3 separate regions of the Homo sapiens genome follow, and regions 2 and 3 are each linked to region 1. Evidence: chromatin contacts called from ENCODE Hi-C or POLR2A ChIA-PET data. All regions are on one chromosome and are shown on one strand. The core of a region is the stretch at or near the end of the contact, and the rest is flanking DNA. Distances in the headings are between cores, read along the strand shown.

Evidence for each region. Hi-C counts contacts between places; a loop is a spot of excess contacts on that map. ChIA-PET counts read pairs that join two places held with the same protein, here RNA polymerase II (POLR2A). Pooled maps may share reads with other maps.
Region 2: a map of endothelial cell of hepatic sinusoid shows a loop between it and region 1 (5-fold over the local background). The contact joins two enhancer-like sites. A Hi-C loop is called at or near these places in 6 of 168 maps with a recorded cell type or tissue (K562, PC-3, endothelial cell of hepatic sinusoid and 3 more) and 3 of 50 pooled maps.
Region 3: a map of MCF 10A shows a loop between it and region 1 (6-fold over the local background). The contact joins two enhancer-like sites. A Hi-C loop is called at or near these places in 4 of 168 maps with a recorded cell type or tissue (Calu3, K562, MCF 10A and 1 more) and 6 of 50 pooled maps. POLR2A ChIA-PET finds 5 or more read pairs at or near these places in 1 of 52 experiments (OCI-LY7).

The regions. Positions count from the first base shown.
Region 1 is chr15:95,172,865-95,176,104 of GRCh38, forward strand. No RefSeq gene overlaps it. Among named protein-coding and RNA genes, the nearest start is that of LETR1, 150 kb to the right of the region's middle. Within about 2 kb of position 1,572, at least 3 of the 41 ENCODE cell types and tissues checked have a DNase peak (open chromatin) inside an H3K27ac peak, as active enhancers do; they include endothelial cell of umbilical vein, where a contact is called at or near this core.
Region 2 is chr15:95,258,070-95,261,563 of GRCh38, forward strand. No RefSeq gene overlaps it. Among named protein-coding and RNA genes, the nearest start is that of LETR1, 67 kb to the right of the region's middle. Within about 2 kb of position 1,527, at least 8 of the 41 ENCODE cell types and tissues checked have a DNase peak (open chromatin) inside an H3K27ac peak, as active enhancers do; they include endothelial cell of umbilical vein, where a contact is called at or near this core.
Region 3 is chr15:95,288,963-95,292,296 of GRCh38, forward strand. LETR1 (lymphatic endothelial transcriptional regulator lncRNA 1) reads right to left here. Exons shown (of 4, transcript NR_034095.1): 2 at 460-592. Among named protein-coding and RNA genes, the nearest start is that of LETR1, 36 kb to the right of the region's middle. Within about 2 kb of position 1,374, at least 2 of the 41 ENCODE cell types and tissues checked have a DNase peak (open chromatin) inside an H3K27ac peak, as active enhancers do; they include endothelial cell of umbilical vein, where a contact is called at or near this core.

The sequences.
Region 1 (3,240 bases), core at 322-2,821:
TTCTGTCGACTATGAGACACGATGCTATGACAGGAAGTACTCCGGCTTGAAGTTAACTGCACTACGGGTTGAATCCTGAAATCCTGACTCAGTAGCATTTTGTCTTTGCCTCCTTTGCCGAGTTTTCTAGCTTCATAAAAATGTCAATTCCCCCATCTCCCAAAGGCAGGGAAAAACTGAAATTACATAGATAATATCAGATGACATATCTAGATGGACTTGTAGTTGGTGCTCATTAAATGTGAATTCCTCACTGTTTATAGGCACAACTTGTTTTATTGCACCTCACCTTATTGCGTTTTGCAGATATAGCATGTTTTTTACAAACTGAAGGTTTGTGGCAGCCTTGCATTGAGCAAGTCCATTAGTGCCATTTTTCCAAAACCATGTGCTCATTCTGTGCCTCAGTGTCAGCGTTTTTAACAATAAATTATTTTTTAATCAAGGTGTGTACTTTTCTAGATATAATGCTGTTGCACACTTGATCGACTACAGTATAAAATAAACATAGTTTTCATATGTACTGGGAAACCAAAAAATTGTGTGACTCTTTATTGCAATATTTGCTTTATTGCAATATTTGCTTTGTTGCAGTGATCTGAAAGCAAACCTGCAGTACCCTGAGGTCTGCCTGTCAATGCAGAGCTTACAGATGCACCTTCTTTTGCTCTCCACTTCCTCTATGAAAGAAATGCAGAATGTTTTTCTTCTATGCCACTTACTATGGGAATCAGGCACTTAATAAACACTGCTAATCAACAGGATGGAAGAATTAACTAATAAATCCCTTCACAGAAGCATGCCAAGTTTTACATGATGGCCAATACGTGACCTCCTTGGGAGACAGGGCAAAAAACTGAAGTTTCTCTTATTGGGGAAAGTTTCTTCACTCTTCTTCTTCTTCCTCTAGTAATAATAATATAATTAATTAGCATGGAAACTTCTTTTAAAAAGCTTCCATACACACTGATGAGAAAAATAAGTTTACTAGGAATAAAGCAGGGTCCAGAAGTATGAAAGTATTTATTTGAATGGTATCATTCCCCACCTCAGGGAGGGTATCTGTCATGCAGGATTGGTCTGGATAAGTAAGCTAAGGGTTGAAGTGAGTTCAAAAGAGCTGAACCAGGCTGGAAACACAAACGCAAGCTGTGAACATCACCTGGAGGAGCTCAAAGCACTTCAGTTCTGGTTCTTTCTCTAGACTTTAGAAGAACAAAGGTCACGAAATTTATTATTGGCAAGACTATAAATGTCTAATAAAAATTACTTGATTATGAGCTTTTTTTTTAAATTTCAGGTTTTACACAAATACCTAAGCAGAGAGTCTTAGATTTTTTCTTACTTTGAACATACTCCCCCATTTTCCTGGCAATATATTTCCATGTTTCTTCAAAAAGCCATTCAAGAGTACTTTAAGTAACAGTTTTAAACCTCCCCCTGTTAAGAAAATATATAAAATTGCTTAAGAGAAATGAGATCGCTTTCTGGCTCCTGTAACAATTGGGGATGATGTTTAACAGCAGAAACCCAGTGGGAGTGCTCAGTCTAAATTCTGCACAGCCATGTCAACAACCAAATTCCTAAGAATTTCTTCCTCATTGTCCCAGTGAGGCCGCAGCAGGATCAGCTACTGGCTGGGCTTTTTGGACACCACCCACCCCCGGCAATTTACAGCTAGCAAAGAGCTGTAGATGGAGTGACAGCTGCCCATGCCAACACAGTCACACAGGACAGGGCAGCTTTCCTACACCTGACTGGGCCTCAGCCTCATGGACAGGAGTGACATTACAGAACGTGCAAGGTCTCCAAACAGCCCTTCTCCTCCAGGTCACATTGTCACCTTTTTTGCTTGTGCCAAAGTCCTTCCCAGATGTCTATGCAACGGAAGTAAAATTTATACTCGTGGAGCCTTAAAATGCTGACATTCCATGTTTACAGGGATTGTTTACTCAGAAAATTAATCAGTTACGGTTTTAAATTTTAATTAAATAATGTTTTCCGGTGTTATTGCAAAACAGGCAAAAGCCCATAAAATGTATGTTTGACTGCTGTTGTGTGTTGTCTTTGGATCAAGGCACAGTCTTGAGATCAATCATGCATGATATTTTTGTGAACTTTTAACAGGACAAACTTTCACATAAATTTGGTTCATTAAAATATGTCCATCAAAATAAAAGTCATTCTGAGAAACTCTCTGGAATTTCCTTTTTCTTTCTAATCGGCAACAAATGATTTTGTACTTGTCCTGTAAATAAAAATATGGGAGGGAGGTAAGCAGACACTCAGTTGTGCAATAGACTGCTCTTTGCCAATGAACCAGAAGTAACTTCATAGGAAGTTATCCATTCCACTCACATATTGGTCAAGAGAGAATTATTGGTTCAGTGAACATTGGCATGGTGAAAATATTTTGGTTCCAGATGGTGATGTGTGCGAGGCATATTCTTAAGCTTTCTCGCATATTTTTCCATTTTATTTCTTCTTTACCTTGTTTTATTTATCTGATTATAAAACAAATATGTGATTCTGATACAAACAAGGAGAAAACTACATGAATTAAGAGATTTAATAACCTCCCTCTTAATAAATATGATTAACACATCTCTATTTTTGTCAGTGCATCTACTAACATCATTTATGTATTTATTTGCATAAAACTGTTACAAATGCCAAATAGCTCACCAAATGTGCATAATCTTTGTCCACGGAGGCTCAAAATCTAGTCCTAAAACTACTGATAATAGTTACTATAATATCTCAAGTTAAAAGAATATATACTAGCCAGGAAAATTTGCAAAATCTTAAAACCAAATTGATTTATCACAGAATATTTACCAGTATAAAAAGTATAATATTACATCTGTTTTATGTTATATATTGCTTAATGACTCTATTTTTAATTTAGTTTTCTTATGTTTTCTTTTTTGTTTTCGTTTTGTTGTTGTTGTTTGAGATGGGGGTCTTACTTTGTTGCCTAGACTGTAGTACAGAGGCATGATTATAGCTCACTGCAGCATCAAACTGCTGGGCTCAAGGAATCCTCCTGCCTCAGCCTCTCAAGTAGTTAGAGCTATAGGTGTTTGTCACCATACTTGGCTAATTTTTTTAACTTTTTTTTTTTTTTTTTGTAGAGATAAGGTCTCACTATGTTGCCCAGGCTGGTCTTGACCTACTGGCCTCAAGGAATCTTCCTTCCTCAGACTCCCAAAGCACTGGGATTATAGGCATGAACCACCA
Region 2 (3,494 bases), core at 277-2,776, 85 kb after region 1:
ATGATTACTTATTTTACATCATCAGAAATGAAGTCTAAGGAGAAAAGGTGCCACATTTTTGCCTGCTTTTTTCTTTCCTAGGGCTATCTATACCCTTGACAAATTTGATGTTCAGAATTTTTGCCCTTTAGAAGTTTTTAGTAGAGTAATTTGAAAGACAGGTGCTCATTTAAGTGAAAACAAAATTATATATATATACATACATATCGCCATATTTTTCTCTCAAAAAGTTAAAAATGACTTGTGGATTTTGCTTAAACATTTAAAAATTCATTTTTTCAATGATCAAGAATTACCAAAATGATTGATATTTGTGTTGTTATTGTTTCTAAATATAATAGTGCTGCTTAAAATGGTCATGATATGCATTTACTTTAGATGACACTTTAGGTGACTTATAAAATGCATAGTTTAGACTGCATAGGCATTCTGAGTTTGCATTAACATAAAAAATGTGCATTCTAATCCCACTTAGGTAACATAGAGAAAAAGTCTACACATCAGGAGAAAACAACTAAAATGGAGATAGGAACTTGTTTTTTGGACACCTTTTGGCACCCACCATCACAGATTTTACAGTCTCAATTTCTCCTGCACAGATCCCACTGACAAAGGGTATTACATTTTGCTGACATCAGTGACCTGGCATCACGGAATTATTCCCTGCTTCGGTTTACAGAGGAATAAACCAGTAATTAATTATATATCAGAACATGAGAATCGACCTGGCAATAATGTACAGGCTAAGAACTCTATTTACATATGTAGGTTATTTAAAATATGTCTTGTTAAATAAATATTTAAAACACTTCCTTATTTAGCTTATACACTGTTTGGACTGAAGCTGCAATCCTCATTGCAGAATGTTCGAAAGAGTAAGAGTGTTGTCAGAGATTTTCATCTCTGCCTGACCTGCAAAATCTCCTCTTTGTGCATGGCAGGGCATACAAAAAATCTCTTTAATGAAAACAACAACATAAACTATCTCTATTGGCACTGACATAAATAATGAAAGTAGAAATTTCATCCTGAGAAAATCACAAAACTTATTTTTAGGTTGAGGGAAGTAGAACAAGAGGCCCAGGCATAAATTAATCACAATCGACATGACCACCTCAGAGAGAGCAGTTAAAAGTAGACAGTAAGGGAAACAAATGATTTCACAGAAAAATGTTCTCCTCGCTGTTGGTCTTTTTCCCCTTGTAAATATCCAGAATTGCTTTTAAAGTGGAAATAAAATAAAATACAGGACTTAAGACTTTTCCGTATCTCTCAAATCAATATACAGCCACAATTTTGAAACAACCATAATAATGAGAATACACAAGACAACTCCAATAATGTGGGAAGACAAACTTTGCAATTCACATCATGGCCACACTAAGACTCAGTTAGGGTCCCAGAAGGTATTCAATGTATTTCTGGGGGCTCAGAAATTAGCTTTTTTTGGGAGGATATCTCTATACCTGCAACTGCCCAGTTTTCTCCAGAGCATGTTTGCTCCCTTCAGAATGGAATCCCGACCATGACGATTTCTGATCCACCAGGGGGAGCAGTTCACCAGCACAAAACAAGCCTTCCCCAAAGGAAGTCGCTGAAGGCGCCTTTTCCTCTCAATTTACACAGCTGACAACGACTCTGATTTTTATCAGTTCTCCTAGATGTGGCACTCATATACCTCATACTGATTTCATATGCCTGACCTCATGCTGGTGGGATATGTGTTGTTCCATCACGGACACATATGCCCATGAGCAGGTTTTTCTGTAGGACTTGACATTCAGTCCTTGTAATTTATAGAAATTCCTTGTTTTATTATAGGAAGTAATTTAGTCTCTGCTTCTTCGCCAGCTTTTATGGACAAAACCGATAGATTTATCAAACTGCTTATTTCATACTTATTCTAGGGCAAGGACATAGTGGAGAAGCTGATCTTTGGGGTGTGTGTAAGGAGGTATGTGTGGGAGAGGTACTCCCCCGCAAGGTCTTGAAGCCAGGCATCTACCACAGCTTGCTGATAGCACCCCTTCTTTCTCCAGCAAGCCTTTTTCCTGCCCTCAGACTAGAGCCCTGGGACTCGGAAGGAAAACAGCTGCCAGAGAAAGGCCAGTGTTGGTGATAAGCTCTTTGTGTGCAAGCTCAGACTTGAGACCAGCCTGTCCAAACAAAACAGCGGTGGACTTCAGGAGAGCTGTGTATGGGTAGAGAACCTCAAGCCTGCTGGTGAAAAAGCCAACCAGAGGACTACACTAGCCCTTGTTTTGCAAATGGCTCCACAATCCACTGAAGGAATTTCCCTAGGGGCGCCAAGTTTTAACTTTGACAGAAGCCAGTCCTTTTGGCCCCTTATCCCAAGTCTCTACCCTGGCACTTCAGCTCACTGCTCTCTGACAGTCCTTACTTCTTAAGGTGTAGACTCTGATCAGCAGCTTTGGCATCAGCTGGGAAATTGTTAGACATGCAGAACCTCAGGCCCCATCCTGGACTTTTGGAGTCAAAATCTGCCTTAAAAAAAAAAAAAAAAACAGGTGACTAAAGTGCATGAAAGTTGAAACTATGCACAAAGACTCTTGTCTCTGAATAGGTCTGCTTCTATTAGGATGCAGAAAAGATGCATAGTTGTGTTCTTCAAATAGAAGTCATAGATGTCAAGATTATTACACGGCCTTATCATATACGTAACCAAACTCTCAAAGCAGCAGGGACAAAGCAGAGAATTTAGTCTTTCAAAGAAAAGACTTGGTTCTGGAACATAGCAGCTTTCTGGCACCTCATTTGTACTTCATAGGTACTGACTCCATTGGGAAGATTAAGTGAGCACCTGACACACAGAAGATTCAGTTGACCCTTCTTTTCCTCTAAAATTGAGTTTTCAATCTATGAAAATCAACCCGGGATTTGGCTATTAACATTTTTTTCTTTAACTTTACTATTTTCTGCCTTTTTTTTTGAAGGTAAGGTTTTGCTCTGTCACTCAAGCTGAAGTGCAGTGATGCAATCATAGCTCACTGCAGCAGCCTCGAATTACGGAGCCCAAACAATTCTTCTATCTCAGCCTCCCAAGTACCTCAAACTAGAGGCACACGCCAATACACACAGCGAATTTACTTTATTTTATTTTTGTAGAGATGGGGGTCTCATTATGTTACCCAGGCTGGTCTTGAACTGCTGGCCTCAAGTGATCTTCTAACTTCAGACTCCCAAAGTACTGGGATTACTGGCATGAGCCGCCTTGGCTACCTTTGCTAATATTTTATTACTTCTGAATAAACCGTGGAGAAAGAAATAAATCTTAAGCCATCCTATATATTTACTCATTAGTTGCTTTGTTTAATGGCTTTGAAGAGGAGAAAGTTGAAAGAGCTAAAATAATCATTTGAGATTTCTGATGAGATTCCAAGACTTACCTTGGACACTGTTTTATCAAGGCTAACTAAAGAAGGGGAATTTATTCTAGAAAAAATAATAAAGAACTATCTCATTAAAAATACCCC
Region 3 (3,334 bases), core at 124-2,623, 120 kb after region 1:
TTCTGCAGCTTGAAGTGCAGAGTTTATTACAGATGTGATGTAACTTGTGGGTATAATTTTCAAAAATAGCTGAAGAATACACTGTGAGAAATCTTACCAAAAGTACCATTTTCCCCAATATATTTGTAACTCAAGTTACCAGCTGATTAACCCCTTGAAAAGAGTTTCTGTAGGTGGAAATCTATATCCCTGTCTGTTCTTAATCAATCCAGCCACATGACCAATAATGTGGATGCAAGGGTTAACACAATTAAATTAACAAATGTTTGGAAGGAAATGGTAAAATTGGTTTTTAAAAAGATGTTTAACAAAGACATTTTGCTGTTCCAATCAGACACATAATTACACAATAGGCTATTTTCAGGAATCTATTTTTTCCTAAATGTTAATCAGACCAGAAGAAAACGCCTGTTAGTCCACATTGGGATATGCTGTAATTCCCTTGGAAAAGTAACTTACCTTAGGGAAATATTTTACTTCCCAGAAAAAGACTGTTTATTTACTCTGAATTCTTTCCCTTGCAAGGTTGTTGTCTGGTTTTTGTTTTTGTTTAAACTGGTCTCAGAACATGGAGAAGTACGACCATCGTCAACTGAAACAAAAACAAAACAAAACAAAAAAACCATGGACTTGAGCTAAAATTCTTAAATGAATTGTTTAGCTTCAAAATGTAAAACTGTCCCAGCAAGAATGTCACAAAGTGTAAGCACAGAAGGATCTGTATTTTACTGAAAACATTCTTTATATAACACCCGGAGAACACGAAAAGAATGAGCCACCCTTACTTATATTACAATGTCTGTATTTATTATCTTTTCAAGTGTGCTTAACAAGTTGATACCATTTTCTAAAAGGTTTTTTAGTTTGAGACTCCTAACTCATACACCTGCTCTCTTAGGTCACAACTGTAAGTCCAGAAAAAGGTGTGCTTTATGTTTCTGTGAAAACTGGCTTTATTTCTAGTTATAAGGGAGGCTGAACTTTTAGGTAAACTTGGTGCCAGGTAGCAGCAGCAGGAGCAACGTGAAAAAGAAAAATGGCAGTTACCCACTTAAGAAAATAACATTCTGTTGATCGACAAACACCCTTTAAATTTTAGCTATTAACAGCTCTTACAGAAACAGGAACTGCCAATAACAAACTTGATTTCTAATGTCCCCAAGGTAATAATAATCCACTAATTTGACTATATCCCAGCTGGCCTATACAGCAGTTTCTATTTGTTTTTTGTTGTTGTTGTTGGTTTTTTTTTTTTTTTTTTTTTGCAGCAGGGAAGACTTATCTTTCTTTGGGAAAAAAAAAAGGTGGGGAGTGTGCTGTAAAGTTAAGAAGGAGTGTGGAGAGAAAACACATGGAAATTTAATGTGAAAGTTTCTTGTTGCAATAAAGCTGTTAGGTTTGGCATGTAGACTGTTATCAGATGGTTCCTTTGACATTACTTGAGCCTTTCAGTAAGTAAGACAAGCCTGAAGGATTAGGTTGTCAACTTCAGCCTGTCATCTTTGAGCAGAAAAAAAGAATTCCTTTTCTTTTTCTTCCTTTCTTTTTTTTTTTTTTTTTTTTAGGTTGCATCTTCCTTCACCAGCTTTGAGCTTTGGAGATCGCAGCAGAGGTAGTTACTGGAAGACAATCTCAGGCCCACATTGATCATGGAAGTCTAGCTTTTAAAGATAAGTGAGCCAACCAAGCTGTAAGGCTAATCACCCTGTGCAAGTATGAATTTATCTAAAGAGGATTTCATGTGGAACCCCCGGAGCCGGCCGCCAAACGGATGACTGCACACTTTAAGAAAGTTCGTGGGACTTCTCCCAATCAACTGTCAGGCCACATAAAGGGTCTGGAACGCGCTGACTTAAGCAAATAATATTTAGCCATCTAAGGATACCGTAAGGCCCAAGATTTTGCTTTGTTGGCGCTGACAGGAAATATTGATACATATCAAGTAACACTCCTGATGCAAAAAGCGATATGTGTCTCCTTTCGGCACTATCTCTGTTTAGGAAACACCTTGCTTTAAAAGAAAGCACAGGTGGGGGCAGGGACAATGTCAAACCCAGCACTTCACTGGGTTTTCCAGCTTTCCTGGGATCACAATTTCATGAAAATAGGAACTAAGCAAAAGTCGTCTCCTTTTTGAAAAAAACCAAATGTATTGGAATTTGAATTTGCAAACTCTCAGAATGTCTAGCTGACAAGTGAACCCTGCCCATAACCCCAAAACTATTCCTTAAGTTTATTAACCTAGGAAACCTGCCACTGATTAGGTTTGGGTGTGTTTCTCAGCTTTTACAATAGTCTAAACTATATTACAACTATGTGGTTACAGGGCCTAAAAAGTAAATTGAAATATGTGGCTATTAAGTCGCAAATCCCCTCAATAGGACATGTGAGTCAAAACTCAATTTTTTGTGAGAAGTAATGTCTGTAATCCTATTGACTCATCATTTTTAGACATTTGTGGCTTTAATTACAGGGGAAAAACTGTAATGTCCTGTCTTGGGAAAATTTGATAGGGAACATCGGGCTGTTACCATAGAATAAAGGTTGCGTTGGAGGATTTAATTTAAAAAGGAAAAAGAAAGAACCCTATTTTATCAGAATACTCTAAACATTCTCCATCAGTAACGTTGTGCCTGAGGTGATATCCTTGAAGATGCTGGAGGTGGCGGTGTTAATGAAATACCCGTTGGCATTAAATAGCATTTCTAGAATCCTGATTGTAGCGCTAAAAAGGAAAGTGAATTTTCTAACAGCACAATAAACAAGGGGAATTACGAAAAAAGAATCCGCTGGTTCTGTAAGGAAGATCGCTTCCAGTTAAACAAAGAAATTTAGGGTCGTCTGCTTTTCATGAAAATCACATACATATGGCCTTTGAAATTTGTCACTGAAGATGGTTTTGCTCTAAGGTAAAATTCACCACTTTATAGCTTTTCAGCCGCAAGTCTCTGGATTTTTTTTCTTCTCTCTTTTGGCCTGCAGCCCAATATGAATGTATGATCACTAGCACAAGAGTTAAACATCTGAGTCTTTTTGAAGTGTCTTCAATGTTACAATGATGTGATGGTTGATTGCCTAGCAGTCAGTTTAGAAAAGTCTGCATTCTGCCCCCTAGTGGTAGAGATTAAAGTTTAATGGCTGCTTCATAACACGTAATGCCTTTTTCCCTCCTTTTCCATATGTTAAGGATATAGAGCAGTGTGGGAATTACTGATGAGTTTTGTCATAATCTGTAAAGTGTATATTTTAAGCAGGAAAATTTCTAGACTGAATGGACAGGTTTACGAGGCACAGGGTCATTTGATGTATGTTTTGTGTACTCTGCTGTGCTTTG